Regions from separate parts of the Mus musculus genome. Here all the other regions are linked to region 1. A link is a loop called in an ENCODE intact Hi-C map of the cell type or tissue named here. Cell type or tissue: left cerebral cortex. All regions are shown on one strand.

What was found. Hi-C counts contacts between places; a loop is a spot of excess contacts. Peaks named below come from ENCODE experiments on the same cell type or tissue, not always from the same donor. Only the 100,000 strongest peaks of a DNase experiment are listed, where the experiment ranks them.
Region 2: it touches region 1 in a loop (6-fold over the local background); 2 of 42 quality-filtered maps call a loop at or near these places.
Region 3: a loop joins it to region 1, with 2.4 times the contacts of the local background. A loop is called at or near these places in 3 of 42 quality-filtered maps.
Region 4: it touches region 1 in a loop (4-fold over the local background); 7 of 42 quality-filtered maps call a loop at or near these places.

What each region holds. Positions count from the first base shown.
Region 1 is chr15:96,696,840-96,704,839 of GRCm38, forward strand. Slc38a2 (solute carrier family 38, member 2) reads right to left here and starts at 2,889. Exons shown (of 16, transcript NM_175121.4): 1 at 2,569-2,889; 2 at 1,776-1,978; 3 at 1,343-1,424; 4 at 1,083-1,198. The coding sequence starts at 1,891. In left cerebral cortex, a CTCF peak has its summit at 3,499; DNase peaks (open chromatin) are centred at 2,091, 2,930, 3,450 and 3,524; H3K4me3 peaks cover 3,752 bases; H3K27ac peaks cover 2,706 bases.
Region 2 is chr15:96,456,705-96,464,704 of GRCm38, forward strand. It overlaps Scaf11 (SR-related CTD-associated factor 11), which reads right to left and starts at 4,139. Exons shown (of 15, transcript NM_028148.2): 1 at 3,898-4,139. It overlaps Gm41408, which reads left to right. Exons shown (of 2, transcript XM_030248866.1): 2 at 3,340-6,542. The coding sequence ends at 4,205. In left cerebral cortex, a CTCF peak has its summit at 4,303 (motif pointing right); DNase peaks (open chromatin) are centred at 3,508, 4,365 and 4,877; H3K4me3 peaks cover 2,590 bases; H3K27ac peaks cover 2,035 bases.
Region 3 is chr15:97,132,387-97,140,386 of GRCm38, forward strand. No RefSeq gene overlaps it. Among named protein-coding and RNA genes, the nearest start is that of Gm33149, 26 kb to the right of the region's middle. In left cerebral cortex, a CTCF peak has its summit at 3,092 (motif pointing left); a DNase peak (open chromatin) is centred at 3,079.
Region 4 is chr15:96,635,017-96,643,016 of GRCm38, forward strand. It overlaps Slc38a1 (solute carrier family 38, member 1), which reads right to left and starts at 7,897. Exons shown (of 16, transcript NM_001166458.1): 1 at 7,475-7,897. In left cerebral cortex, no CTCF peak of the experiment used is centred here; DNase peaks (open chromatin) are centred at 3,320, 4,839, 5,489, 5,836 and 4 more places; H3K4me3 peaks cover 3,476 bases; H3K27ac peaks cover 2,152 bases.

The sequences.
Region 1 (8,000 bases):
TTCTGTACCAAGGCCACGCACGTTTTTTTTTGCAAGGACCCCCCCAAATCTTCATCTTGATGCTTCTAGTTACCCAAAGCCAGACTTTAACATCTGTGTGGGGTCTGACAAAGCAGAGCTTTTCTCTCAAACATTTTTTTTTATTATGCCGGGAGAAAGTCATTTGAGTGCTAGATCCCCATCAACTAACCAAAATTTCTCAACTGTCACAAAAAGGGACAGCTGTCGAGTGTGTGCACTTCCCATTGGTGCAGAGGTTATGGTGAAGTCAGAGGCGCCTCCACACAAACTGTGTCAGCCATGATCTACAGGCAGTTTGAAAATCTCAACACAGAACTACACACTCAAACACATACATGCTTTTGTATTTGGAAACAGCCTTTTTTCCCCCCCTCTTACTACTGCTCTGATGGCCCGGGGAATCGAACTCAGAAATCAATCTGCATGCCAGGCAAGCCAAGCAGCCTAGTGCTGACCTCTAGTCTACCACTCTTCCATCATATCAACCACGGGTAAGTGACCCCCAAATGGGTAACCCTCCAAAACATGACTTCTGGAGGTTCAGCCAACTAACTTAAAAAAAAATTAGTAGACTCTTACTTAGAAGTCAGGCACCAATCCTATGTATCCGGAAAGACTTTTTAAAAAGTGAATTTGCTCTTTAGCATCCAGAAAATTATGACTCACTTGCTCTTAGACAAATATGATCTGGGCTAGGTAAATACCACCACACCTTATACACCTCCAACCTTCTTTTCCTTATGTCACAGGTTCTAGGGCGAGACCGTCAACTTATAAAACCCATCTATTTTACAATTAACAATACCTTCTGGAAAGGCTGGCCTTAACCGGTCAGTTTTAAGCGCTATCCCACGTTCTGTCTAACTTGCTTGCACGAGGACGTACAATAATAGCAGTAAAACAGAGATTCGGATTTCCCATACTTTCAAGCTTAAATTATTTTTAACACCGACTACTTTGAACCGCAAGTTGCTTTTTTTTTTTTTTTTTTTTCCTGGAGCCAAGAATATGTTTATCATATTAACTGCCCTGCACGGCAGGCACCACTTACACATACTTACATAAAAAGAGCAATTCCAGTATTAGCCATGGCATAAGAAAGCCCAAGGATTCCACTGCCCACAATCGCATTGCTCAGATTAAATACTGACATTCCAAAGGAAGTAGTACCTGGATGCTACACAGAGGGAAACGATAACCAAACATATAACAATAATTAAAAGGAGAAAAACCAGCTTCGGGCAAGTCAGATTTGAAATCTAAAAGTAACACTATTCTTTGACTCCATAAAGCCAAGCACATAACAGTACTGTTAACTTACAAAGTCTGTTTCGTACTTCTTCTTCCCCAAATTTGATTCAAGTAAAAAGTTCTGGTTTTCGGGATCCACGTCGGCATAATGGCTGCAAACACATAATTTTTTTTTTTTTTAAAAAGGCCGTTGTAACCCAACTGAAAGATACGAAAACTATAGTTTACATCATGTAAAGCCCTTCAGTTCTGCTTAAGTTAATGCATGAACTAGGTGTTCTCGAAGGTAATACCATCTGTCATGCAGTAACAACCGGGTAATTTAGCAGGCTACTCTCTCCGGGGCTGTGAGCCAGGGGAGACCGAGGCTTCGGGTGAGCCTTCTGGTTCCTGGGTGTGCGCGTTAGCCTGTAACCGATGAGCAATCCCTCCAGCCCCGAGGCACCCGTGTGTGCAAGCTGGCTTTTTTTTTTTAATTTGCAAAGCACATTTCTTTTTCCCACCTTTTCAGAGCAGCCTGCTTGGTGGGGTATGAGTAGTTGAAGTCACTGTTGGAGCTGTAACTGCTGCTGTCCTCATCCGGGGAGATGTTGAACCTTCCCATTTCGGTCTTCTTCATGCTGCTCGGGAGGGACGGACGGTGTGCGGCTCGCTCGCGGCGCGGGCTTCCTTTTGTCCTTGGCGGCGCACTGGCCCTCGAGGCTGCCTGCGAAGGTAGAAGGCGGCGCGTCAGGACTGCGGCGCGCGCCCGCCCGCCCCCCCCCCGTACCACGTGACGCCGCCGAGCGGCGCAGCGCGGCTGATTCATCCCCCGCCAGGCGAGTGGAAAAGTACCAGGCGAGCGAGGGGCGGGGGCGCGGCGAGGGGCGGAAAAGTACCGACGGCGGGGCCGCGAGAACAAAGATGCGCCCGCCGAGGCGCCCCTCCAGCCGCCCCGGCGCTGAGCCCGGTCCCCCTGCCCCAGCCGGGGCTTGTTTACAGGGCGCACGCCGAGCCTAGCCTCCGGCAAGCCGGGGACTGCCCCGGGTACCCGGTCACCCGCCCCTCCTCTACCCCGGGAGGAACTGATGCAATACCGAGGGGCGATTGATTGTCAAGCCCTCGCGCGGTTCGCCTTGCCCCACGCCCGGACCGGACGATTATTTTCGAGGCACAAGACCCGATTGCAAGCAGCCGAGCGGCCCGTGCGCGATTCCCCCTTCCCCCTAACGGGAGGCTGTGGCCGGGTGGCCGCAAGCCCCCGCTCCCGCCGCCGGCGCCGCCCGCGTCCCCGCCGCCGCCCCTCCCCCGCCTCACCTCGGTGCTCTCCCTGCGAGCTGGCCCACCTCACGGCAGCGTCTCCCGTGGGCTGTCTCGGTCACACACCAGAATTGTAAAACGAGGGAAAAAATGTAACAGTGACGGAGTCCTTTTCTTTTATTTTTTTTAATAAAAAATTTTTAAAATTTCCCCGTAATCCAACAACAGGCAGAAGAGGTGGATTTTTTTTTCCTCTTTAATTATTAAAGAAAAATGAAAAAAAAGAGCGGGGAATGGCGATCACGATCCTCCGGCGGAGATTGAGGGGTAGCGGCGCGGGCGACGGCGTGGCGCGGTGTGGAGCAGCTTCCCGAGCGCGAGTTATAGCGGCGGGGCGCCGCGTCAGTGGGCGGGGCGCGGGCGTTCGCCTTTGTGTATCAACAGCACCTGGGCTCCGCCTCCCTCCCGGTTGCCCCGCACCCCGAATCGGGGGGCCAGCCGCACCCCGCTTCCCCGCGGCTCGGGGCACTGCAGCCCCGTGGGTGGCCGCCACCCGCGGCTGCTGTAATTACGGAGCCGGATCCCTTAGATTCCCTCCCAGCCCGGTCTCCAACGCTGCGTTTCGGGGACGCAGCCGGCGAGTGTGCAGTACCCTACCCTCCCAGCCCCCCCCCCCATAACCATTCCCAGCCCGTGACTTAAGATTTGATTTACGTGAAGGGTTTTTTTTTTTTTTTTTCTCCCGCAGAACTTGGGCGGGCGCTGCCACGCTGCCCAGAGGGCCGGTTTGTGTTCTCGATCTTTCCACCTAGATGTGCTTTCACTCTCCAGTGCTAGCCTGGTGGTGAATGAGAGGCGGCTCGCAGTTGCGTGTCGGCATAGACTTTTGGGTTGCACGTGCCACAGCGTACTAGGGAGGGTTTGCGTTTGACCAGCAAGCCAGACACACCTTTAATAAAAGAACCTCGGGCTGGGTTCTTCCGAGGCCGCCCAGGGGCGCCCTGTTCCCTCTTGGTGGACACTTTCCCTCCTGCTACCACCCCACCCCTGGTGCTAGCGTCTCCCCGGGCTTCCAGCGAGAGCGCCCTCGTTGGAATGTAGGCCTGGAGCTTTCTCTACAGCCCAGATCCCTCGGTGGTGCTTTTGGTCTTGCAGAGCCGGGCGGCTCAGGGGGACCCCTAGACGAGAATATTCGGTGCTGCCGGAATGGCGAGGGCCCTTCCCTTTCGGTTGAACAAAGACCCCCGAGGAGAGCGAAATGCTGGTTGAATGAAAGAATAAACAAACGAGTTTGACCTGGTGCTCTCTTCCTTTGGGGGACGTGGGAGAGATTGGGCTGGGCATAGAGGAAAGGGTTGGGTGTGATCACACTTTTTTGCCTTCAATGTTTTCCTGAGGAAATCTGCAACACTGCCTATTTCCGTGGCACGAAAGTCTTGGGGTACCTTCAGCCCGTGTCAGTGTTCATGATTGACAGGGCAGGACCCTATTTCCCCTTTACACACTGTGTTCTTCATCCTAAACCTCTGGTCCGGTCAGCCATACTTAAACAATAGCCTTAGAATGAATGCTGCACGTCCCCTCGCCCCTCTCAAGGGCGGTGGTCACTCTAGACCTAAGGAGCCAGGAACGCCTTTTTTCGGCTTGCCTATAATTAATGCTCCCCTCCTCAGTCCTACTTTTGCAGTTCTGTTTTCTAAACCATGTGGTGTCCGGACTTCATAAACCTGTGCTGTCTTGCACAGTCCTCAGATTGTTCGAATTTGTTTGTAGTCTTGTATCGACAGTCTCCCCATGGAGACCGAACTCTCCTCAGAGGGGAGGTTAGGAATCTGACATATAATCGTAGCTAAAAAAGTCTTGATTACCTTACCCCGCCCCCCTCCCAACTGCACACCCTAGTAACATCGGATAAACTCCTGTCAGGAAACGCTTGGTGGTGGACTCAGGAATCCTGGGAAATTCCTTTCTATCAGGTTTCAACTGATAAAACTCAAAAGATCTTAAACCACTTTTTCATTCTAGGTAAATCTCTTGCCCTGTTAGAGGTATTCAGGAAGTTCTGTAGGTTATTGGTTATGGCTGCAATTTGGAATACAATTAGACCTATTGTCCTTTGGACTTTTTCCATGGTTCATACTGCAGGATAGTTAAGGAGAGAGGTGGGGAGGGAGAGAAGGACTGAGGGGAAGGGAGAGGAGAGGAGAGGAGGGAGAGGGAGAGGGAGAGGGAGAGGGAGAGGGAGAGGGAGAGGGAGAGGGAGAGGGAGAGGGAGAGGGAGAGGGAGAGGGAGAGGGAGAGGGAGAGGGAGAGGGGAGAGGGAGGGAGAGGGGAGGGAGAGGGAGAGGAGAGGGAGAGGGGAGAGGGGAGGGAAAGGGAGAGGGGAGGGGAGAGGAATAGATTTGGAGGCTTGTAATCTTTATCTGAATTTCCGGATGGTCAGAAACTGAATAGTACGTGACAATAACAATGCAAAGCAAAAAGGTGATTTTTCTATCACCACTTTGATTCTTCCCAGTAGTGAATCGAAAATGCGCGTTACTAGGCCTGGAGAGATGACTCAGTGGGTAAGAGCGCTGGCTGCTCTTCCAGAGGCCTCAGGTTCAGTTCTCAGCAGCAACATGGCAGCTCACTACTGTGCCCTAACCTGGTGAACAGGGAGACACAACTCTATCCCAGACACACTTACTCTATTAATGGCACGTCCTTCTAAAGCGGCCTGGTTTGTGTAGCGATTTATACACTGGAACTCTAACACTGCCATATTTAACTCCATCTGGGGGGTGGGGGGTGAATCGAAAGCCGTCTTCTGTCTTCTGTGGCCGTGGCCACAGCACACACCCGGTGCACAGACGTACACACAGGCAAAACTCCAATACACCTAAAAATAAATCTTTTTAAAAAAATTCTAACACAAGAGTTTTCCCACTGAGACCTCCACTGGGTTATTGCTGTTGTCCTGTGTCTAGAAGGCAGGAGACACAACTGTATCCCCAAATGTGGCAAAGCTGACGTGTCTGCATTTTTCAAACTGCAAAAGAGAGATCATGTGGTTGAGACTCAGTGGGCACCTACCAGCTTAACATTCTTCTTTAATGAGTAGGATATAAGGGGGAGAAAGCAGCGTCCCACCCTTAGCAGTACTAAGCACTTTGCTGTGAAGCTTGTGTGTCGACTAAATAGGCTGCGTTTGGGGTTGTGATGTAAAATGTACTTGCAGGGGGCTATTTTTGAACCAGAATTTCGAAAACATGCCTGGGCTGGACTGGAACCCGGGATCCATTTTCCTTTTCCCTGCCCCCTTTCCTTAACACCTGGAGTTTGGATGACAGCTGGAACCCCGGACCTCGGAATTTGCTACCACACCTGTTTTTGTGATGTAAAATGTATTTCTTGCTGGGACCCAAGAAGTCTGAAAACAATCTGGTAGCCTATTCCTTAAGAGAAAGGTAGCCTCACAGTAGCTCTGGATTTTTTTTTTTTTTAACGTGCATTGTCCGAATAGATGATGGAAAGTTTTGTGGGGTGATTTTTTTTTTGTTTTTTGTTTTGTTTTGTTGTTTTGTTCGGTTTTGATTTTTGTTCACCACCCCAACCCGCAGCCACGGTTTCCATGTGTTTAGCACAGCTGTCCTGGAAATCAATCTGTAGACCTGGCTGAACTTGAACTCAGAGATCTGCCTGCCTCAGCCTCCCCAGCTGGGATTAAAAGCGTGTGCCACCACCATCCAGCGTGGTTGTTGGGAGTTTTTAGTGAGCGTGGATAGCTGCCATCTATAGAATTATCTGACCATTGTTGCCTAATAAAATAAAGTTTTGTTTTACTAAGGAGAGCCACATTACTAGGCTATAATTAGCTAACCTTCCCAGCCTGTTAAACAGCTAGAGTTAAGAGTGACCCTCAAAGTTTGTTTATTCAGTGCTTCGCCTGCAGTTTGTTCCCTCTGTCTTCCATTTCAGCAAGCTACATTCTGAGTTAGGCATCTGTAGTCACCCTGATTTGGCCTGTAGTTCCACCCTGTTAGTGATGGACCCAGTGACTCTTACTTTCTGGTCTTCTATCTTTTGGAAATCCTTCAGACTGGGCCTAGTGATGTGGCTCTCCTCAGCAAAAATAGCACATCACTTCTTGTTTGAAAAAAATAAGAAATACTAATTCTCTCTCCCTCTCTCTCTCTCTCTCTCTCTCTCTCTCTCTCTCTCTCTCTCTCTCTCTGTGTGTGTGTGTGTGTGTGTGCGCACACACTCTCACAGGAGCCAGAGGGATGGAATCCCTTGGAGCTAGGGTTAGTGACGATTGTGGGCTGCTGACAAGGGTGCTGAGAAACTCTAGTGTTCTGAAGGAACAACACACGATCTTCAGTGCTGAGCCATACCTCCAACCTCCTCACCTCTAACTTGGTTACTAAAGGACACCGACTTTCATGGAAGCTGCAGAGATGGCTCAGTGCTTAAGAGCACTTGCTCATTCAGAAGACCTAGGTTTGATTCTCAGCATCCTCATGGTGGCTCACAACCATGCACAAGCCCATCATGCAGGGGATCTGAAGCCTTCTTCCAACATTCCTGGGTCCCAGGCGTATGCGGGCAGCTCCTGCTCTGTTGATTTTTGAGGTGATTTTGTCTGCAGGAGAAACCTTCATCACAGGACTCCGGTAAGCCTAGCTAGGATTCTTGACTCATAGAAACAAGTGATAACTCTTCATTGTTTTAAATCACCATGGCCAGGTATAGTTTACTACTTATCAATCGATAATCAATAGATACTCAGTATTCTCCTTTCATACTCTGTGCTTTTGCCAAGATGCACTACTTACTGTTTTCAACTACAACCCATTTTCCATTAAATCACTCCTATAGTTACAATGTTCTTCATGCGACTTTTCTTTTTTTTTCTTTTTTCTTTTTTGGTTTTTCGAGACAGGGTTTCTCTGTATAGCCCTGGCTGTCCTGGAACTCACTTTGTAGACCAGGCTGGCTCAGAAATCCGCCTGCCTCTGCCTCTCATGCGGCGTTTTGCAACTTTCTAACGTATCTAAGACTTTTTGTATTTCCTCATCTTAAATGCCACATCTTTCGTTAGCTCTTCTGTATTCGATGCTGTCTACAGCCATACCACCCTGAACATGCCCAATCTCGTCTGTGTGTGATGATTTCATTTGAGAGTGATCTTATTCTAGAAAGATGTTTGGACACTCCTTTTAGTGATGTCTGTAGACTGCTACTTCTTTTTTTCTTTTTCTTTTTTTGTCTGGTTGGGGCTTAATCTAGTTCCATCACCTTATCTCTCTCCTGATTTCATCAAGGCAGGAACAAAGAGTTTTGAGTTTCTCTAGAACAGAGAGTTTTGAGTTCCTCCAGGTTTCTCAAAAAACCTATTGGCTAACATGGCTGAGGGGCAGCTCTCACATCCCTTACAAAGCACAGCAGAGCTATTGATTTCCCTATCAAAGCTGCTCCGCGTCTCATCTAGCAGTGATTGATAGAGA
Region 2 (8,000 bases), 240 kb before region 1:
CCATAAATTGCCACTCTTCTTTTTAAAAGGACTCCTAGGCTAGAGGGGTAGCTTGGCAGTAAAAACAAGACAAAACAAAACAAAACCACTTGTTCAATGAGAACCAGTGTTTGGACCCCAGCGGTCACGTGGCTCACAACCACCTGTTGTGTAACAGAAGTTGTGGCCTCTGCAGGCACCTAAGTGCACATGTGAACAGACACTCAAGAGATATATACATGTGTGCACACATTAAAAAAAAATGTGGATTGTATGTAAACATGGTCTATATGCATGAATGTAAATAATTTGGCAAATTATTCAAGAGACTTAATAAACATTAAAAACCTATAAGAACCTTACAAAAACTATAAAACTAGCTTTAATAGTTATAACAGGAAACGTGAATCCACGAAATAGTTGTCATTTACCTACTACAATGCTATGCACTGTTCAAATTGTTAGGAGTAAAACATTGACAAAATGACAAACCCTGGGCCAGTGAGATGACTCAGCAGGTAAAGGCACTTCATACAAAGCCTGGTGATTTAGTCGGGTCCCTAAGGTCCACAGGAGAACACACTTTACCAAGTTGTCCTCTGAACTCCAGCCATTGCACATACACTTGCAATGTAAAGAAAAAGCTAAGACAAAACCTGTTCCCATGGAAGTTGCATTAGACTGAAGAAACATAATAAACGTGTTAGATTAACAGCAGTATGTCAAAAAGAGATAAAATGCTGTGGGGGGAAAACGGACATAAAATTGAATAGGAAGGGTGGCAGATGGGGATGCTGCTTCAGATGCAAGAGTCAGAGAACACCTTGGTAGCCCTGGAGAAACGTGGTTGGAGAAAAGGGAAGAAGATGGGGTCAGAGAAGAAATCTAAGTAACTTCAGAGCTATGGAAAGGCCACAGTGATCTCCTGGGACTGAGAAAGAAAGCCATTTGGGAAGGTAAGTAACACAAGCTAATACAAAAGGTTCATTCTGGCTTAAGAGTGTTAAAGACTGTGGGTTAACAAAGATAAATGGTGTTGTCATGTTTGTCTTATTAGGAAGTTATTTTCCAAGCAAGAGAGGATGGTGTTTTAAAATTCTCACACTGAAATTTTATTGTGTCATAACTTTAATTTCTAAAAAGGGACAAGTCAAAGGTAATTCTTAGGAATAAAATTCAAAATATATTTTTCAATTAATGTATTACTATTGTGCTAGGGGTAGGGGTGTACAACATGGCACACATACTGAGGCCAGAGAACAACTTCCATCTTTGTATGAGTTCCAGAGATTGGACGCTCAGGTGGCCTTTACCCAGTGAACCATCTCAGGCCCACAAAAGCCCCTACTACTAGACCATGGTACTGGCTATTTTACCTCTAGACTCTTCCGCTTACTACAGTCACCACTGCCCAGATGTGAAACAAAGTGCAAGGTGAGGAACAGAATTTTAAGAATTTGGGTTTGGAGACTAGAAAGATGGCTCAGCAGTTAAGAACACTTGCTGCTCTTTGAGAAAATCAGGACTCAGTTCCCAATACCTACGTCTCGTGGTTCACAACTGTCGGCTACTCTAGCTCCAGGAGATCACACACCTTTTTCTGGCCTCCAAGGATAAATATAAGTAAATAAACAAGGTAAATGTTTAAAAAACAAATGACCTGGGTTTTAAAGCTAGTACAACTGTAATTCCCAGCACTTGCGAGACAGAGGCAGGAGGATCACAAGTTCAAGGCCACCATGAGCTATCTGATGTATAAAACTCATCTGGCCTGGCAGCGGTGGTGCACACCTTTGATTCCAGAACTTGGGAGGCAGAGGCAGGTGGACTTCTGAGTTCGAGGCCAGCCTGTTCTACACCTCATCTGTTTTTCAGTAGACAAGGTAAGACAAAACACCACTTACATCCCTAAAAGACAAGAGCAGAAGCTGGGAAGCACAGTGCACATTATTTTATAACTAGCTTGTGTTACTTTGAGGCACACTGCCCTCTTAGAATGGTGGTTTACAACTATCTTGCATTAAAGTACCTAAAATGTGCAGGCTGATGGGTAGTTACCATTATACTTCATTACTAAAGGTATATGTCAGGGATGACAGCAGGTTAGGTAAGTTTTCATGAAAACCGCTCGTAAACTATCCGTGCTCCAGGAAGATGGGAAAATTGGGAATACCCAATAGAAGGCCCAGAACCACGTGAGGGACTTCCAGGAAGAAAACTCTTAAAAGTTTTCTCTTAAAAATTAAGTAATTTACACTTTCTTTTGTATTTTTCTCCTTTGTCATGTTGAAGGCTGCCTTTGCAGTATATTTACAGAAGGGCAAAGAAAAAACTATTAGCTAAAGTGAAGCTACAGTAGGAACTGCTAATCTTTGAAACTCTGACCACAAGAGGGGCAATGGTGGCACACACCTTTAATCCCAACACTCTAGAGGCAGAGGCAGGCGGATTTCTGAGTCTGAGGCCAGCCTGATCTACAGAGCGGATCCAGGATGGATAGGGCTACACAGAGAAACCCTGTCTTGATAAACAATGAAGAAGAAGAAGAAGAAAAAAATGACTGCATAAACAAAACGCAAATTAATTCATATCTAAAGATATTTTCAATTTTTCTTTTTTGTCTATTTGGGCAAAAAATAAAAAATAAACCAACAATAACAACAAGAAAACTACTTTTTCCTTCTGTTTTAAATAATAATAAAATGGTTAAGCCAAGTGCCAAAGCAGAGGGGGAGGTGGGGGTGGAAACATGGTGTGGAGAGACAGAATTACCCAATAAAATTTTATTAAAAATACCGGTTAAATGAAAGGGCTAAGAATCTATTGCCTTCACTGTTGTGGGGCTGCGGCAAATAAATCATACATGAGTTATCTTTTCCTTGAAAAATGAAAAAAAACGTACTTATTGATATACTTTCCCCAAAATTCAGAGAAAACTGCCCAAACTGGGGGAAATTTGAATACTACCATATCTTAGTCAAGGCATACTAAAAAACTTTCTCGTCAGTTTTCGTTAGTTCGCTGCTAGTATATAAGGATGGTAGCCAAAATGTAATCCAAAATGAATGAGAAGCAGCCGCGGTTTTACGTAGTACGATCAGCATGTAAAACTTGCATTCTGTATTGTTTACTACCTCACACACGCAGATGATTAGCCGGACTACCGGAATACGATACTGTACAGATCAACGCATGGGGAGTGTAGGTCACCATTTCAATCTGGGACTGTTGCCCTCAATTGCAACCAGGTGTCTTTTAAATTAAATTCTTCGAGATCCGTGCGGAAGACGAGCGTGCATTGGCCAATCTTCTAATCGGTACTCAGTCCCCGGCTCTAAGGCGGGGTTGAGCGGGGCTGAGTTTCGATCTCCCGGCCGGTTGGACCGCGGGCAGCCCGGGCAGCGGGTTTTAAAAACGACGGCGGGGGTGGGGAGGCGGCCGCCGAGGGAGGGAGGGAGAGGCCGAGGCCAGGCGCCGGCCAGCGCTTCCTCGTTCAGGCGCCGGGGAGGTCACAGCCTAGTGAAGTTTGGTTTCACAAGCGGGACCCGGAGGCTCGGGGACGAACGCGAACTCCACGGGAAAGCGGGCCAGCCTGGGAGCGCCCGGAAGCACGGCCGACACGTTCCCACTGCGGGTGGGGGAGCTGCGGGCCGGGCCTGGAGCCCCTTCCTGCCTCGGCCGAGGCCCCGCAGCCCGCGCCGCCCCGCTCTGCTCCTAGGCCCCGCGCGCGCCCAAACTGGACCTCCGCCCCGCGCCGCCCGGGGCCGCGGCTCCCAACTTTGCTCGCAGCGAAAGACACCGCCCGAGCCGCGCGCGAGCCCCAAACTTTGCCCGCCCGCCCGGCCCGCGCCCCCGCCGCGCCGCGCTGCGCTGCGCCCCGGGGCGCCTCGTCCGCTCTCTCCGGCCCGCCGTGTTTACCTGAGGCCGAGGTCCCGCGGCCGCGCCGGCGCAGGAGGCCCGGTCTCCGTCAGTCCGCCGCTAAGTTCTGCACCATGGACTCCTCCGGCCGCTCGGAAGCGCGCGCGGCCCGCGGGCTGGCTCGGACGGCCGGGTCGGGAGCACGCAGGCAGCCACGCAGCAGGAGACCCGGGCAGGCGGCGCTAGCTCCGCGCCGCTTGCGCCACCGCCGCTCCCCTCCCCCGCCGTGTCTGGCGGCTCCCTCCCTTTCTCCCTCCCTCCTTCCGCGGGGCTCAGCCGCGCCGCCACAGGTCGGCGCACTGTGGTGACGACGCGGGCGGGCGGGCGGGCGGGCGGCTGGACCCGCCGCACGCTACCTGCTCGCGGGCGCTGCCGTACTCCCCCGGACCTCCAGGGGGCGCCCGCGAGCCGCGACGGACGGACGGACGTGGTGGGCGGGGCACGCCGCCCGGCTGGAGAGCGGGAGCTCCGGCGTCTGCGAGTGGCCGGGGCTTCTGGGAAACATTCTTCTTGCCCCGCCCTCTTGCCGCTCGGAGCGCTACGCGCACGCGCCGTGCTCAGTCCTCGCTCCACCCCTTTCCCCCTCATCCCCACCCCCGCCCCTGCGCCCTGGCCGCGCTCTCTCTGGTCGTGGCCTTTCCTGGCAGGCTCCGTGGGCGACAATAAAGATGTTTTGGAGAGACTGCAGTCCCGAGAAGAACTCGTGCGTAGTTGGCACGGATGAAGTACTCCGCCCGCTGCACGTGCGCGGCGGCCTGCCAGCCCGGGACACACTCCCACGCCCTAAGCCCGCGTCCCCGAGGCTAGCCGAGCCTGGCTGGCTTTAAGTGCTTCCACTTTCAGTCACTCTGCGATGTCCTCCTGCCCTGCAGCGCCCTCGGATCTTTTGTTTCACCTCGGAGGTGTCTTTACAGGCTTTTCGTCAGGCGCTGGCTTTTTCACCCCCTGCTCCACGCTCTAGCTTTTCCTAGTTGTCCTCTTGCAATCCACGCTGTCGCCTGGCCACCCCAACCCAGGCTGTTCCCTCCCTACCTCCAGCCCAGCAGCGTCCCCTGCCCTCCTCTCTGATCCTGTCGCTTCCCTGGCATCTTCATCCTGTGCTACTTGGCTGTTCAGTGCCCGTCACGTCACACCGAAGTTTGGGATGATGTCTCGTTAAGCTCTTCACAGAGCCGAGCACCAGCAAGGGACTGGGTAAATAACCGCTTAGGAATGCAATGAATGGCAGCCTTGTCTCTCCCAGTGTCAGTGAGCTATCTTCATAGGTTTGGAAATGTGGTGTTCCTGTGTGCAAGTATTTCGCAGTGATTTAGAGGTGTTAAAATACTTTGTTCTGATGAAACAAGACTTTCTGAGGGACCTTTCTCTTGTAATGACGACGAATGAAGCTGGTGATTAAGAAAACCTAAAAACCTGTTGAAACTGTTGTGTGACAGAATCAAGTCAAAGGCACTGTTAACCATCCTGCAGAGATAAAGTTTAGCTTTCCTGTGTACACTCGGGGTCCAGAATTCACCCTAGAGAATTTTATCAGTAAGAGCAATTCCCGGTGAAGATGTGATATTCTTTTGTATGTATTTTATTTTGTTTTTAATGCAGAGTCTCACTGTGCAGACCGATCCTCAAACTCCACATCTCCTACTTCAAATTTATTGCTCTACCTTTTGTGTTCGCAACATTTAAAATTCACTCTGTAGCCATCGTGCTGGGTAACAGAGCACGAGAAAAGGCTCCTCCTGCCTAACTGCCCTTTGACCACCTCCCGCCCCCATCCACCTCCCCCTCCACACACACAATACTTACCTAACAGAAACGAAGGTGCATTGTAATATAGGCTGTTTCTTGTTCCCCAAGAGAGAGACCCTGCCTATTTCTATATATGGTGTTCTCCTCTTTACTGTGTTTGCATGATAAGAATGTGTTTTGTTTCCTTTTTTTTTTTTTAAATTTATCAGAGAGGGTAAATATAAAACAGATGGATAATGTCGATGGCATACCTGTTAATACTTTAGACTCATTTATAATCATAAACAAGTGAGGGCTAGGGAGGTGGCTCATTAAGTGCTTACCACACAAGCATGAGGACCTGAGGTTGACTCCCCAGAACCCACAGAAAGTTGGGCACCATAGCAGGCATCCGTAATTCCAGGGCTTTCACGGAGAGACAACAGGAGAGACCTCTGAAGCTAGCCTGCTGTCAGAGACAACAGACCCTACCTGTAGAGTGTAGAAGGCAAGAATTGATACCCAAGGTTGTCCTCTGACCCCACTTGTGCACTGTGGGACACACACTTTCACGAGTACACCACAACAGAGAAGTACCCCATGAACAAACATGTACATACAGAGAGCATTTTAGTTTATTTTTTATGTATATGGGTATTTTGCTTACATGTATGTCTGCACCACATTCTTGCAGTGCCCATGGAGGCCAGAAGAGGAAGACAAGGTGTCTGGGGCTGGACTTCCAGGTGGAGTTATGAACCAGGTTGTTGTTGCTGATACTCAAACCTAGCTCATCTGGAAGAGAAATGCTAATAACTGACCTGAACTATCTCTCCAGTCTCCCTCCCCCTCCCCCCCAAAAGAGATTTGCTAAGATCTACAAATGGTGCACATAAAAATACCTTCATTGAAATTCTCAATTGTGTTGCAGTTTCTCGGGCAACCATCCTTTCACAGTGTGATAGAAACCCATAGCATTGAAAAACCAAAAACAAACAAACAAACCCATAGCAGCAGCTTTGAAAATGAAAGGTGATCGGTCAATGTATACATTTTTATGGGTTCATCAGAAATAATTGCTATAATCTGTCTTTTATGAATGTAACACAAAACAAAATTCACATTAAGAGAAGAAGAAAAAAGAAATCATGGAATAAAGACCTTGGGTTACTTAACCCCTTGGCAGTTTTAAACAAATAACCCCGTGTTTTATCTTCGATTTTTATATAACAGGAGGTTTTCAATTTAATCTGTATAGTGTGTTTATGTCAATAAAAATTTACAAATTCAAAAGGTATGCAGTTAAGACTCATGGACAAAATGTGGTCAAATATGCAATGTCCATATAACGAATGGAAACTAAATGCTATAAGGAAAAGTTACAGGAACTTTCACAAAATAATATAGCTTTATTAAAACCAATATTCCACTCAAGAAAGATGAACCTCCAGATACAGTCTCTTAACACTAATCAGCGTAACCAAATACAGACAGAGTCAGTGGTGTGCCCGCATTGGTGTGCACAGGGGTTAGCATTCTGCATTGTAAGTCAATAAAGCAAGCCCTCCTAGCTCCAGCCCCAGCCACTGGGAAGTACACATAAATGATTGTACACTCTGCAATAATACCCTAGCTGTGAACTTTGAATCACGTGGTAAATTGCCATCCGCGTGGGTGACACCAGAACCCCGCAGCCCTAGCACCAAATTCAGTGCTGTTCAATCTTGGCATCAGCTGTTCTCACCGAACAAATACTGTGGCCGACCACTGCTGACGTGATCAAGCCCGTATCATTTTACCCATGTTACCACCTGTCCAAGGTCCATCACCTTCGAGAAAAGCTCTTGCGCGCGCCAGACTTGACCAGCAAGAACGACGCTGCAACAGGATCCTTCTGCACACGTTTATTGGGAGAGCTTGATTGCAGAGGCGAAAAGACCCCGAGCCCAGAACTGATGCTGTTTATATAGGCCTAGGAGAGGCTTGTCTCACACCCGGATTGGTTATGCACTATGCCTCATTTGCATGTTCCTCATCTGATTAGCTACTCTCTCTCTCTGTACCTCACAGAGCCTCATTATCATACCTCATTTGCATGTCTCACATCTGATTGGTTATACTCTCAAAGCCTCATTATCATGCCCGGGCCAGGCAGTGTCTTTGCAAAAAACTTTACTGCATATGTACACATTGGTTGTTTGTCCAAACTTATGCGTGGTGGCCAGCAGTAGTCAGTGCCACTCTGCAACGGCACATGTGGCTTCCCACAAAAAGCTGTACTCTCCTTGATGTCACACCCTCTGGCAGAGGCTGGCTATAACTGGGTTTATCGCTAACAGTTGTCAAACAGCAGGGCAGAGACACCTTCAAAGGCGAGC
Region 3 (8,000 bases), 440 kb after region 1:
TGTTTTTACAGCTGTGTGCCCCCCCCCCGCCCCCAGCATTTACATAGAGGTGGCCCACTGTCTCTTCTACAAAAGAGAACAAAGGTAAAAATTACGTATTGCTTCTAGAAATCTTGGAAGCAAGAATACCGTGGGCCATTGAGGGAAAAGGCTTTATCAGCCTAGAATCAAGTACCTTGTAAATCCATCACTCAAAACCAGGGAAAAATGAAGACTTTCTCAGACAAATAGTGAGGGGCATGCTGTCTAGTGAGCTCACCTTCCAAGAAATGTTCAAAATCAGTTGTTTAAGAAGAAGGAAAATCGCCGGGCGTGGTTGCCCACGCCTTTAATCCCAGCACTTGGGAGGCAGAGGCAGGCGGATTTCTGAGTTCGAGGCCAGCCTGGTCTACAGAGTGAGTTCCAGGACAGCCAGGGCTACACAGAGAAACCCTGTCTCGGAAAAAGAAGAAGAAGAAGAAGAAGAAGAAGAAGAAGAAGAAGAAGAAGAAGAAGAAGAAGAAGAAGAAGAAGAAGAAGAAGAAGAAGAAGAAGAAGAAGAAGGAAAATTGGGGGCTGGTGAGATGACTCAGCGGGTAAGGGCACTGACTGCTCTTCCGAAGGTCCTGAGTTCAAATCCCAGCAACCACATGGTGGCTCACAACCACCCATAATGAGATCTGATGCTCTCTTCTGGTGTGTCTGAAGTCAGCTACAGTGAACTTATGTATAATAATAATAAATAAATCTTTAAAGACGAAGAGGAAGAAGAAGAATCACCAGGCATGGCGGCACACACCTTTAACTTCGGCACTTGGGAGGCAGAGGCAGGGGAATCTCTCTGAATTTGGGGTGATCTTTGTCTACACAGTGAGTTCCAGGACAGCCAGGGCTGTGTAGAGAGATCTTATCTCAAAAGCCAAGGGAAAAAGGAGAGAAAGGAAGAAAGAAAGAGAAAGAAAGAAAGAAAGAAAGAAGGAAGGAAGGAAGGAAAGAAAAGCACACAAGTAATACACTTGGATATAAAGAAAGCCAGAGAAAGAGTAAGTGGAGATAAATTTTCAAATGTGCTCTACAGCTCCATATTAATTAGGGACGAAGGCAGCACTGAGAAATGACAGGGGGTCAGTTCATGAAGAATATGTAACAATTTATGTGTAGTTGCCTAACGATAGAATGCTAAGCTAGGCAAGCAATGGTGGCAGAATTACACAGAAGTGAGTAAGTCCACTATTACATTCGGAGACTGTCACTGCTGGGCACTATTGTATCTAAGGCAGGAAGAAATGACAGAGTCTGGGAAGGGACGGGGCAGTGACTGTGAAGCTTAGTCCCAGCAAGATGGTGAAGTAGTGGTTTGTGGTAAGAATACTGCCCCCTCCAGGTGGGGGTGCACCCATGGTGGCAAATTCTCAGTGGTGGAGGTATGCCATGGTTCCTGTCTCCAGAGGACAGCGCATTAACAGCAGTTCTGGTTCCAAGATGTCACCTCAGAGACACCACACTGTCCATGGAAAGCAGGGCACAGCCACCAAGTCCTCCTTTGGGGACACTGGGGCTCATAGAATCCAGGTAGTTTTCTGTGCTGGGCCAACCACCCATGAGTTCTACAGAGAGTCCATAATGACCACCCTGTCAGTGTGCAGGGTCCCAATGTCCAAGGTGCCGATGTCCAGTCCCCTGATGTACGCCATACTCTCTTTAGTTGTTTTGTCGGAATGTGGTAGTTTATTCTTCTCTTTGGCTATCCTTGTGGAAGGGGGTGAGCACTAGAGGTGTTTATCTTATTGACACGACTCTGCTAAGGACTCTTAAATGTCACCCATAAGAAAATGAATGGGTGCTGGGATTTGAACCAGGGTCCTCTGCAGCCCTGACCAACCCCAATACCCAATTCTAGAGGTGAGAGCAGCAGGTCTCACCTATTGCTGGGGCCCTGAAACGCCATGAACTATGGAGATGGTTTGGTAGCTTCCAACAAAACTAAACACACCACCACGTTACAGTAACCAGGCTTTTACATGTACTCAAATGACCCGGGAACATATGCCCACCCACAGATGCTGATAGCAGCTTTATATCTGATCCAGAACTTGGAAGGAACCAAGCATCCTTCAGGTCAGTGGGAGAGTAGATTGTGGCCCATCCAGACAAGGGCTTGTACTCGGCAGTGAGGAAAATGAACCGTCTTGACAAGGAAGCAAGTGGGGGAAACTTAGAGGTTCTTTGACGAGGGAAACAACCAATCACATAACAAGAAACACTGTAAGACCCCCCCCCCCACCAGTGGCAGGACCAAGTTACAGAGAAGGCAGAACATTCAGTAGTGGAGAGGTTGGAGGGAGTGGGTGGGGAGTGAGTGGAGACATATAGGACAGTGGTGGTACTCTGTACGCAGCATAGGAGAAAACACCGCTTTAGCTCTAGTTCCAAACTCCCAGAACGTACAGTTCCAGGTGAAGACCAAGGTAAACTACGGACGTGTGAAGCTGATTAACTAGTCATGTTGAGCACCAGCAGCAGGCAGAAACTCTGTGTGGATGGTTGTAGTTTGGAGATGTCCAGAGGACACATGGGCTTCTCTCTGCACTTTTCTCTCAATTTTGCTCTTGACCTAAGGCTGCTCTTAAAAAGGGAAATCTGTTAAAAGAGAACCCCTTTCTGAAAGTTGTTCTCTGACCTCCCCCCCCCCATGAGTCCCCTCCCCCACCCCCATGCACAAGTAAATAAGTGTGATTTCAAAATGTTGAGCTGTCGGGGGCTTGAGATGTAAATTTCACATAATAAAATACAAATTCTCATATCTGACTTCAAGCACTTATTTTCTTCAGAAATGCTCTACTGGCTGCCAGCTTTGCCTGAGACTCCAGTGAAGAAGAAAAAATAATAAAAATGAGTCAGGTTTCTGCTTCACATTTCAATGAGTGTAAATGTGGGCAGTGTCTCCAGTCTCTTAATTGCTAAGTGATTAGTCGGGTTTTTAAGTTACTTGCCTACTTGCCTATCTTCTTTACATTTTAAATAAGGCCTGACCTTAAACTGTTGCCACTGAGCAAATTCGGCTTGCTTTTACAGATGCGGGAACCTAATGAACAAGGTTAGTGCTGCCACCTACTGTTGGAGGAGGAAGTAAATTGCGTTTCCCACGCAGTCAATTTGGAAAGACGCGGGGCAGCCAAATTGCTGGCCTGATCTCGGGCGGGGAAAGCCTGTACTATTATCTGGAAAAGAAGGGCAAGGTGATCAATGAAACTTTTGAGATAGACGTGGAAGATTCTGGAAACAAAGAATAAGTGTCAAGAGATCTGTCCAACTTCTCGGCCAGGAGATTTCCTGGGGCTCTGATGTCTTTAGCAAGCCCTAGTTCCATTTCTCTTGTATTGCTTCTGTCTGTGGCACATTACAGGACAGTGTAGGGCTTCAGAACTGTCCCTGGGGGACGGGTGGGAGTGTAGAAAGCTTCCTTGGCCTTCGTCTTCCCTACCCCTGCCTAGATTCTAAACTGGCTATCTTTCAGCCATCGGAATCTCATTTTTCCTCTTCCAGATACTTTCCACCACAACCTGGGTCACAGCGGGTGCATTATGTCACACTGCCTATTTTAAAGGCTGTGTATCATGTGATATCTCACAGTTCATCACCTTACAGCTATTCAGGTGTCCCATGAAGAGCTGTCACCTAGGCTGCTGGGAAGTGACCCAGAATGCAGCCTAGCAACCAAATGGAAACACGCACAGCCTAGTTCAAATTGTTAGGCAGGACTTTCTATAAAACTCAAAATAACATCAGCATCGGACAATATTTGTCCTTATCAACTCAAAGGAGGTTTGGGCAGGTCTGGGAGGGTAAGACTAAAAAATTCAGGAAGTTTGATATACATAGTCACACACACACACACACACACACACACACACACACACACACACTATCTCCAACAGCACTTGTAACAGGACTTGCTTTGGGACTGCCAGCTTCCAAATAATGACACAGAGACATATATTTATTTATGAATGCCTAGGCCTGAAGTTAGGTTTGTTTCCAGCTGGCTCGGAGCTCAACTATTCCGTTTATGCTAATCTAAGTCTCACCATGTAACTGGTTAGCTACCTCTCCTTCCTTCCAGGCCTGCAGCTTCTTCTCCATCTTCTTGATGAATCCTCCCGGGCCTGACTCTCTCCCAGAGTTCCCCTCTCTTCCAGGAAGTCCCACCTTCTATTTCCTGTTTTTGTTACAGGCCGTCAGCTTTTTGATAAACCAGTCAGAAGGTGAGAGAGGGTGGGTTTACAAAATATGATGCAGCCATATTAATAACGACACCAAAGTCAGCTTGTACTTGGCCCTCTGCCAACAGAGAGATCAGCATTTGAATAATACAAAGACGGTGTTTACACGGTGCACAATATTATCCCAACAGTGAGTTCTCCCAACAACTCCAGTAATGGCTCTAGTTAGACAGTCGTCTTCTTCCTTGACCACTGGACCATCCTGTGATGGGTTACACATCTGCAAACAATATACGTATTTCTAAGAACTGTGTGGGATTGTGTCTTCTTCCAAAATAAAGAACTCCCCTGTGCTAGTTAATGACTCTAATCTTAGAACTTGGGAGACTGAGGCAGGGGGATGACCATGATTTCAAGGCCAATGTTGGCAACATAATGAGGTCTTGGCCAGCCTTGGCTATAGAAGGAGACCTTATCTCAAAAGAGGAGGCAGGAATATGAGGAAAGAGAAGTAGAGGAAAAAAGAAAGAGACTCAAAGTTGGCCACAGATTTAAATATAAATGTAAAGCATGAAAAAAATCACATTCTTTACCCTCATTTTCAAATCAACTTAGGCAGATTAGTTCATCACTTTTCTCTAACGTTCTGGATTTTTCTAGGTAATCCGAGTATGCAAAGTGCGAGTCATTCTTGAACAGAAGGTTATAGGAGCTGAACGGGCATCTCTTTCACAGGACCATTCGATGGTCACTGGAATAGAAAGCTTTACCTATGTGATGCAGAGGTTGCTGGGCTCCTACTACTGTGTTGAAGCTGTGTGAAGACAGGCTTACAAACGGATCCAGGCATCACGTGCCAGAACTCAAATCCCTGCTGTAACAGTCACTTGTACATCCCTGGTGTGATTGTCATCTTAGAGGCTGGCTGATGAGTAAGCTTGCCCTTTCTGAACTCTGGCTGGCTGGTTCAACTCAACTGCTCTGGCTCAAACTCCCCTCCAAGATGACTGATTCAATCTGGCTTCTCTTGGCTTCTCACTAAATTGCTCTGCTTGGCCTCAAACTAACTCTGGCAATCTGTTCTAATCTTCTGGATCCTTCTCTGGCTCCTTCTGTCTTCATCTGGAACCTGTCTCTGTAAAACTGTCCCCGTAAAAACTGCCTCTCTCCCCCTCTTTTCCATGCTCCCCTCTTGAGCTAGCTCTTTCCTGTCTGTTCTCACGAGAAATGGGCATATCCCTTCTCTGACTCTGCCAAGTCCTTCTCTGATCCATCACTTTGTCTGCCCCTCGATTAGAAATCACTTTCAAACATGGCTGCTTCCTTCTATAAACTAACCTTACCTTAATGGTGTGTAGTAAAGGCATGTCTATATTCCAGCCAGGGGGATGAAAGGCATGTGACATTAAATTCCAATAGATCACACAGACCTAGGTCTTTGGATGTGATTAGAGCAGCCATGTTCCTGGATTAAAATTCCTCTACATCCTGTCCCACCAGTGTTGGACCTGTGTCTTTCTATTGTTTATTTCACCCCTAGTAATCTCTGTTTCCTCAACAGATAAGCTGCACTTGCTAGTACTACTGATGAGACTGTCTTAGTCAATGTTCTTTTGCTGGGAAGAGACACCATGACCAAGGCAACTCTTACAAAAGGAAGTATTGAATTGGGGTCTGGCTTACAGTTTCAGAGAGATTAGTTCATTATCATCATGGCAGGAAGCATTGTGGCACACATGGAGCTGAAGCAGTAGCCGAGAGTCACACTCTGTTTCACAAGCACACACTCACACAGAGGGAAGCAGGGAGAGAGAGAGAGAGAGAGAGACAGAACCTGGCATGGTTTTTGAAACCCCAAGGCACACCCACAATACCACACTTCCTCCAACAAAGCCATACCTTCTAATCCTATGGAAGAGTGCCACTCCCTGGTGACTAAGCATGCAAGTATATGAGCCATTCTTATCCAAACCACCGCAAATACTAGCCCTATTCTTGGCACTTCCCAAGTTCTCAGTTACCATGAGCTGCAGTTATTAGGTAGAATAAGTTACTCAGCAGATTCTGACTGCCGTGAAACAGCAGCGTCAGTCATTGACTTGCCTTGCTCATTTAGCTGGTATCGATTAGGAAGCGCTGAATTTAGAAGATGCCTGATTGACTAACAGGATCTCATTATCAATAATGGAGATACTAGGGTTATTAACATTCCTCAAATTAAATAGGAAAGTCCCTCCTGGAATTCTCTTCTCCTTTTCTTTCTCTTTTCCTTCTCCTCCCCTCCTTTTTTCCTGTCTCCTCCTTCCTCCTGCCTGACGTTTTGTTGGTTGGTTGGTTTTGTTTGTTTGTTTGTTTGTGTTGGGATTGAGCCCACGGTCTTCTGTGTAAAGACGAGTTTCTTTCGCTGAGTTACAATACCCCATGCCTTGACTTTTCTATGTGGATGCTGTGTCGTCTGTGAATGGACTTTTGTCCTTCTCAGTACCTTAGCCTTTGACTGATTTGCTGTCCCAGCGAGTTAACTAAAACTCCCGTAAGATGCTGAGAAGGAGTGTTATTTAAGAAGTCCTTTCCTTGCTCCTGATCCATGTGGAAAGCTTCTAGTTTTTCACTGTTGATCAGGATGTTAGCAGCGGTGTTTGTTTTTAATTTTAAACGATGTTTCTTATTCTCTGAGAATTTCTTACAGTGTCTTTAACATATCCACTCCCTTCCCCCAGCTCCTCCCATAACAAAGGTTCCACCAAATCTGACACATGGCCCTTTTGTGTTCAAGACTCTTGTACGTGCATACAATGTGACTTTGCTCAAGTCCACCCCACTTTGCTCCACTCTGACTTCTCCCACACCCCCTCCCCACACCCACCCCACCCCCACTTGCTCACAAGGTCATGGGATCTTTTCTCCTCCACGGGCCAGCATTTTAGTAGGTATATTCAGAACACTGACACACGAGTCACTCAGTATTTACTGAGTTCATTATTGGTTTCTGCGTACTTTGTTCCTATTTTATTTTAGCTTTTACTTGACTTCATTTATTGTGAATTTAAAATGCTTTTTTATTGTCATTGTTGCCTTTTATTTTTAAACAGAGCTCAAAGCCACAGAGAACTTGCAAGATAGATGGTACTAGCCAGAACCTGTTGCAATCCCCCCGAGGGCTGGAATTCCCAGTGCACATTCCTGGTGTTGTGTTTTAACTGAGCATTTTATATACATGTATTTTCTTTCTTTTCTTAGCATATCATTTTACACACACCCCATCCCTACACCTTTTAAATGTGTGCACTGGAACACACAAGGATCAAGCCATAAGTCCATTTTCAAGTGAGACTGTACCAAGTCATGATATTTGATGACTATCTCGGTTAGGGTATCTGTTGCTGTGAAGAGACACCGTGACCAAGGCAATTCTTATAAGGACATTTCATTGGGGCTGACTTACAGGTTCTGAGATTCAGTCCATTATCATCAATGCAGGGAGCACAGTAGCATCCAGGTAGGCATGGTGCTGGTGGAGCAGAGAGTTCTACGTCTTGATCAGAAGGCAGCCAGGAGGAGACTCTAGATCACACCAGCCAGACTTAAGCATATATTTGAGACCTCAAAGACCCACCTCCACAGTGACACACTTCCTCTAACAAGGCCACACTTCCTCTAACAAGGCCACACCTTCTAATAGTGCCACTTCCCATTGACAAAGCATATTCAGACCACCACAATGACATTATAACAGTGAAATATTAATTCCCCCCTCTGTCCTTAAATCGTGTGCACAGTTCATTTTACTTACACATA
Region 4 (8,000 bases), 62 kb before region 1:
ACGGGCAAATATGTGGGATCTCCCTTTCGAACTCTACTTGATCATGATCGTGTCCCTCGGCACAAAACAAGGTTTTGTATGGGTTTGTTTTATCTATAGAAAGAGTCGGGAGGGAGGAGAGGAGATCTAGCCGCTCCTTCCGGTTTAGAAATTTCCATAAATTCTTTAGGTCTCTGGCGGCTTGCTAGACCCGTTTATTTGGCTATTTGCTTGGCTATTTGCCACGGTCATCACTGCAGACTGGAAGCTGAACTTCCAATCTGGGTATCACTTTAAAGCAACCCCCTGGATCCGCCACCATGGCCTGCCTGTTTCCCTTCCTAAAGGCTGATCCTTTCGATCCTTTCCCTCCCTCCTTTACAGCTCACAGCCCTAACTCTGCCAGGCCACCTTCTCCCAACTGCAGAAAAGGATCCTTCTGGAAAACGTTTGCCTTGCGTCTATCTCTTCCAAATATGTACAGAGTGATTCCTTGATCCTAAGTGTGAATCGCTTACAGCCGCATCCCTCCCCACCTCCCCACCTGCGGAACTCTGCACACTCCTGCTGCATGGTCTGCTTGCTCCCAGGTTGCCCCTGTTAGGTCCTGTCCATACCCTCCCGACTTCCTATCCCCCCTGTGCAAACTGGAATAGGTCCTTGCTTTCTTTTCTTTTTTAAAGACTTATTTATTTATTCTATGTATATGAGTATGCTGTAACTGTCTTCAGACACACCTTAAGAAGGCGTCAGATGCCATTAGAGGGTTGTGAGCCACCATGTGGTGGCTGGGAATTGAACTCAGGACCCTGGAAGGACTCAGACATACCTGCTATGCAGATTACTCACTGGCTTGGATCAAGGATTCAGATATTCTAATGATGATGGTTTTTGTTTGTTTTTGAGGTTTTTTTTTTTTAATTGTTTTGCTGTCTGTTTTCGCAATTTCAGTTTTCTGGGGGAGCGGTATCAAGGTAACACAGACCTCATAGGCACACAGCCTAGTAGACACGCCTTAACACTGGAGATGGTGGAAGTCTTTTTAAAGCGAAGTCTGCGGACACACAGTGATCCGCACCCATACAATTTCTTCAGAAGAGAGACATAAAAATGGAGACTGTGAGTAGCAGACAGCCCTGTCCACCTTCATGAACCTGCACATAATTTCCTTTGGGATGAATCTGGATGAGGCGAGTTTGAAAAATCCATCTGAAAGCACAGCTTCGGGGAAGGTATTTTCATCATATCCTGCCACCGCGCCCAGAATGCCCCCGGAATGCTTAAGATTCTCCGTGTGGCTTCTAAAATCCAGAGAAGGCAGGGACCAAAGCTGTCTGTCTCATCAGGGAGGAGTTTTGCCCATCAGGAGATATTTGGCAAAGTCTGGAGACATTCCTGGCTACACATATGAGGGGTCACTCTAGGCCTCCAGCAGGCCTGGCTGGAATGGCGTTAAACCGGCATGGCAAAGGCAGATGAGATCTGGCTCAAAATGTCAGCATTGCTGATGGGGTGGAAACCCAGTGGCAAAGAAAGCTCATTAAGAACACACACTGGCCAGCTGGGCGTGGTGGCACATGCCTTTAATCCCAGCACTTGGGAGGCAGAGGCAGGCAGATTTCTGAGTTCGAGACCAGCCTGGTCTACAGGACTTCCAGGACAGCCAGGGCTATACAGAGAAAAACACTGTCTCGAAAAACCAAAAAAGAAAAGAAAGAGGAACACACACACCAGCAGTCACTGGGGGCATGTCGACTAGTCACTGAATTATAGAGCAGATTACATTACACTGCACCTTATCCTGCCTGTTGCATACTACGACTGTTCAAGTCTCTACATATCAACCAAGGTTCTGCTTTCAATATGTCCAGGTATATGAATATCTGTATTTACATGTTCCAACATGACATCGACTTCTTTGAGATAGAAAGTCAAAAGTCAAGTCAACATATAATCTATGTAAGAGAACAGATTCTATACTACTGTAAAATAATAATAAAGATCAACATTTGGAGTTTACTGAGCATCCATTGATATGACTCCTAATACAAATAAAACTCTCAGTAACTGAGAGTGGATTTCTAGAATCACAACAAATATAAGCAGTCAAAAGCAACTATGGACGCTCTAACGAAAAGCACAATTCTCTGCATATGCGCATCTAGTTACATTGATATTCGTGATCAAAGACCAATCTTCTACTAAAAGCAGTGGGCAGTAGTTACACTGTAGTTAACCCCGGGTTGAGCTGACAGCCAAGTCCCAAGGAAATGCCATAGGAAAATCACTAACGTAGGGGCTAACAGCCCCCTAAAGTGGCATATAAAAATGAGGTCTTTTTAACAAGAAGACCTTCAAGTACCTCAATCTGAAGAGAGAAATAAGTCCCAAAGACACATTATCATTCAAAGGTCACTTGATGACGCAGAAATGGAACAATTCCCTATCTGGGTCTCTGGGGGTTGAATGGGCAGATGTTCTCTCAAGCTCTCTCCCAGGTCTCACCCCCTCTGGCTGGTCTGTCTGCTTACAGGTCAACTTTTACCAAGCAGAGGAGCCCATGGATACATCTCAACAGCCGACTCAAGGCCAGTTCCTGCCAATCTAGCTGGACATGGGAACAGACCAGGAAACTTAAAGAAGAAAATCGGACATAAAGAGTGACCTCTGACACCATGGGTCTAGGACATAACCCAACTGTGCATACCTTAAATGCTCTCCGGAGGAGCCTAATGGAGAGCCAGCCTTAAGGTCCTACAGATTGAGAGTAAAGGCAAGATCAAGGACAGCTCGTGTGTCCGGGCAGGCTAGACAGATTAGCAACACAGCGCAGGCTCACAGAACTGGAGAAGACAGGATTTAGTCAGGTCCCTCCAACCAGCAAAAGGAACAAGCCAATCTTTAGGGTTTTGTTTCGTTTGAAATAGGGTCTTACAGCGTAGCCTTGGCTTGTTCCCTATAGACCCACTCTATAGGCCAGGCTTGACAGAGATCCTCCTGTTTCTTCCTCTAGAGTCCTGGGACTAAAGGCATGCGCTACCACACCCACCGACATTTTGTAAGGAGCGCTGGAAATCCGTATGTGAAGTGACATCCTAATTTTTATCCAGAAATTAACTCCAAATAATCTTAAAAGGAAAAATGTAACTCACACAAAATATCCCCATAAGCTTACTCAGGCCTTGCTCACCAGTCTGCACTCACAACAGGAACTATGACAACTTAAGGCTCCTTTTCCTCAGCTCCGCCCCCTCCCATCAGCCCCTTTCTTCCTCCCTCCTCAGGCCACAGCCTATCCGGTCCCTTTTCCTTTACAGCCTCCTTCGTCATTGCCAGAGATGGAAACTGAGATCCTCACGTTATTTCTTCTCGTGATCTGGCTGTCTCACTGGAAGGGCCTCCCAGCCTGGGAAAATACAGGCCACACGTTGTAACCTGAGGCTAGGGCCCCATGATGTCACCAGCTGGATGGTTAGTAAAATCGAAGGGAAAAGTCAGTGAAGCTCACAGCCTCACGTGGCTAAGATGTCACCAGGCAACCCGTAGACATCCTCATTTAAGCTGATGCTCGGTTTGTGGGCTTTGCTTTTAAGTCTAAACTACTACAGAATCACCCGGTACGGTTTTGTTTGCTTGGTTTTTTTTTTTGTTTTGTTTTTTTTTTTTTTTTTTTTTTTGCTTTCTTTTCATTCTCTTGTCTGCTCTGCCTGAATCTTTGGAGATGGAATCTGTAAATTAGTAGATTTCCAAAGGCACAGGTTGAGTCTGCTGTGGAGCCAGGCTGAGAAACACTTCAAACAAACAAACAAACAAACAAACAACCCTTTTCCAAGCCTGTCCTTGGCAGTGATCTTGGATGGCAATGTCCCAAATAGCCCTGACTTGTTCAAAGAGTCTCCCAGATGGTTCTCATTGCACAACTGTGGATGGAGACAGTGAGGCCTCAACCTGTCCCCTGAGTTGCCCACGGTTTTAGGCAACCTCTCTGGAAGTGAGTCTCTCCAACCCCACTCCCCATTGCCACACGGGCTTCTATGAATCTAAACTCCTCTGCCATTTAGGAGTAGCTGGAAACCCATGATTGGCAGAAAACCAGTAACCAAGCCATCAAATTGTACAGATGAGAGTGAATACCTTACATCAACCGCCATCTTAATGAAATCTCTGGAATAACTTAATAACCACCATGGGTGTTGTTCTCATTTGATAAATGAAATTCTGAAGCTCAGAGACATTCAACAATTTGCTGCAAGTTCCCAAGGCCATTAAGTCGCAGCCTGGTATGCAGATCTGAGCTAACGGCGAGGCCTTACCATCTCTGCTCCACCACCTGGTGTGGCACCCAGAGTGGGGGAAAAAAACTGTATAAAAAGGAAGGTGGTCACTAAGCACTTGTAAGAACCAGAAAAATAGCACCCTGACCAGGTTGTCACAAAATACAAGATTTCAGTAGGCATTCTACTCTGGAAGCCACATAGCCACTGGGGCAGAAAAATACCTGGGACCAAGGGGAATTTGCAGTGTGTCCTGGGAGAAAGACAATGTCACTTGGGAGAGAGAGAAAGAGGTGAGGATTCGCCATAAATGAGAAAAGAATCCGGGCTATTTCTAAGCAAGTGGGAACTCAGTGCGGAGTGAGGACCTTACAAAACATGGACTGTTTTAAAATCAGGATACAATGTTAAACTTGTGGAAGTGCCCAGGCTGAGCTACAGGAGCCGCGTTTAGCCTAGAAGAGAAAGACTGAGCGGCTATGACACCACCTAAGCTGACTCCCTGGCACGCTTGCATCTGCCTCCCACATCCGTAGACACTTCAAGGGACTTCCCAGCCCATAGCTCCTGATTCTCAACAATCCACCTGATGGGTTTGCACATTTGGGGACGCAGACAAAAGGACAAACAAGGGACATTTTCAATGCCCTACCATTGCTCAAAAGGAGAGGCCATGGTAAGCGAGAAAAGCAGAGCAGACAGACTGCAGTGTTTCAACCGTGAGGGAAGAGGACCAATCATGGAACAGAGAAAAGAGTTGCCCCTCAGAAAGGGGTTGGGCGAGCTACCTTGCCAAGGTCACAATCCAGCAAGAATTTATTAAGCAATTCCCATATCCCTGGCATTAGAGGACCAAAAAAAAAAAAAAAAAAAAATAGTGGACATGGTAGCAGATGCCAGGCCTCTTAAGTCCGCTGCTTTCTCAGTGTAACCCTCAGTCCATGAAACAAGGTAAAAAATGTTCAGAAGCAGCAAAAAACTTTAAAGACTGGAAAGTACCTTTCAATCTACTTAACGTATCTGCTGGATTACAGGCAGCCCAGGGTGCAGTAAGCACTATTTCTTCTGAAAATCTCCCCCTAATTACTCCCATAGACAATTATTTCTCCTCATTAAGAAAGGAAGACACGCCACCCCTCACACAACCTCTCCTAATGGGTCGCCTATCACAAGGATCCTCCAGGTTCACATGACTCTGTCTCATGTCTTCCCAACCTGAACACCTGGCATTTCTGTTTGCGTTCATCCATAGTCTGTTTCCTGTTGAAATGGACATTACACAGGAGCCGGAACTTGATCTGATTAGTTGCTGCCTGCTACACAGCATCCCTAATTATTCAACACCTGTTCTTTAAAAAAAAAAAAAAAATCCCTATTAAGATCAAAACCGCAATCAAACTAGGCCGCATTTCCGTTGCTTTCAGCCACTCACTGAGAACTAAGTAACCCAACAGCAGAGTCATTTAAGTCATTTTAAGACAGAGGTTAGGCGGCCATACCAGACCCGTGCAGTGGCGGGACTTGCCAGTTTCCTATAGGGTGAGTTATTTGACAATGAGGCCAGCCAGCTCAGGTTTTATTTCCGTTGTCCTTCTGACGTCAGAAAAAGCACGAGTTGCAGCACTGTTTCTTGTATCAAGGTGACAAATTACAGCCTTGCTAGACCCGCGTTTTGCAAACCATACAATTACCGCCCCCCCCCCACACACACACACTCCATTGTATTCTTTTTAAGTTACAAAAAACAAAAAACCGCGGAGGTGTTAAATCTTGCAAACGCGTACCGTTTTCTAGCAGTGGGTCCTTTCCTCTCTTCCACGTACGACACCGTCTAAACGTCTGAGACAAGTACGCGATCCCCAAGCCAGTGTGCTTCCCACCGATGGAACAGGCTGGTGAGAACCCGGGTCCACGCCGCAGAGCGAGACACAAAGGGCTGGAGTAAGCGCCACCTTCCTCGGCCCGAGGCAGCTTGTGAAAGGCAGTTCGCGGCGTGACGCGCTTACCGCGAAATTCCTTTTGCCGCCATATGCACTCGAGTCTAGTGCGAGCACAGTTGGGCCGAAACCCAGCGGCGGGCGATGCACCGGGATCCGCGCGCTGTTCGCGAGGGTGCGGAGCAGTCCCGCACCCGGAGCCGGGCTGTCGCGGGGGTTGGGAGAGATGAAGACGGGCTACAAGAGATCTCCGCGCGTTTTCCTCCTCGCGTGGAGCGGACCAGTTTATAAGCGTTTTGCCGCAACGTTTGGGGCCAGGTGCGGGGGAGGGGAGACCAGGGCGCAAGGGTCCTGCGCAAGCAGTGGCCTTTTGTTCTCCCGCCCCACCGGACCAGGCTCTAGAGGAAGTAGCCTATCACTGGCTCTTCATTCGGGAGAGAGCCTCCAGAGAGGGAGAGGAAAGTGAGTCACTGCCAGCATCATCCCACTAACCGGAACGGAGACAGGGGCCGAGCCCGTGGAGGTGCAGCCAACGTGCACCTGTTTACCGCGCTGGGGAGCCGGTCTCCGAGGCTCCGCTGCCGGCCAGTCCCAAGATGCAGACTGATTCACTCCTCGGTGTACCTTATGCCCCTTACATCGCATGCTTGGTTCCTAATTCGCGAAAGTGACACCAGATCTGGTGGCACACTCCATCACCATAAAACCAGGTCTACAAAGTAAGGTACTGTACGCCACGGCGGTATCTGGAGTCCCTGCGTTCAGGGAAGGGCACCGGACTCCTGCCTTCTAGAAAGGCGCCGCGACGCTCTGCCCGTGTCCACGAGACATGGAGGCTGTCTGAGTTACCTCCTTCCCTTCCTGTTCAAACTCCCCTTCCCTCCAAGTCGCCGCTCCCTCTGCCCTCCAAAAGCACCTTACCTCGAGAAATAAAGGGAAAGGCGCCACCAAAGTGTCCGCCCTTCCAGGCCGTCCCCGGCAGTTAGATGTCCTTTTTTGTGTCAAGGACTAGCTAGGGAAAGGTGGCCCCAGGTCTGTAAGACTGGGCGGGGAGGATCCGCGTGGCGGGTTTCGGAGGAAGGTAAAAGGCCGGGTTACCGGCGACCTTCAGGAAGAGTGGCGTGGCCACAGCTCTCCTCCTCCTCCTCCTTTTCCACCACCACCTCCTCCTCCTCCTCCTCCTCCTCCTCCTCCTCCTCCTCCTCCTCCTCCTCCTCCTCCTCCTCCTCCCAGGGCTGGTTGCATCAGTTTCCCCCCACCCACACTCTGCCCGCCAGCACTTACATTCACACGCCCGGCGCGGAGGGGCTCCAACCTGACTCATTGGCTCCTGCGAGGCGCGTCGCCCTTTCTCTTCGGCAGTTTGGGGACGGGAGCGCGGCCTTTCAGACCATCATCCCTCCATGCCCGCGCGCCGGCGGAGTTGAGCTGTGTGCGGTAGAGCAGTGCGGGTCACATGCCGCTGGTCGCCGCGCCTTCTTGCTCCTCTTCCCCCCTGGGCTACCAGACCGCAAGGCGACCGCGGCTGGCGGACACCGAGCATCCAGGAAGGGCAGTGCGAGCGGATGCGCGAACAACGCGCTGGTGGTACCCGAGCATACGGAGGCTGCGGGCCTCCCGGCACCTGCCTGCGCCCTCCCGGGGCCTCAGCTGGGGCCACAGCTGCCGCACCCGCACCCTCGGGGTTGGAGGTGGAGCGGCTCACTCGCCCAGGCGGTGGCAGGGGGCCGTCTCTTGGGGTACGCCAGGGCCTCACCGAACGGAGTTGCATTGTGGGAAGGGAGCAGCGTGAGGGTAGCCCCGCGACCCA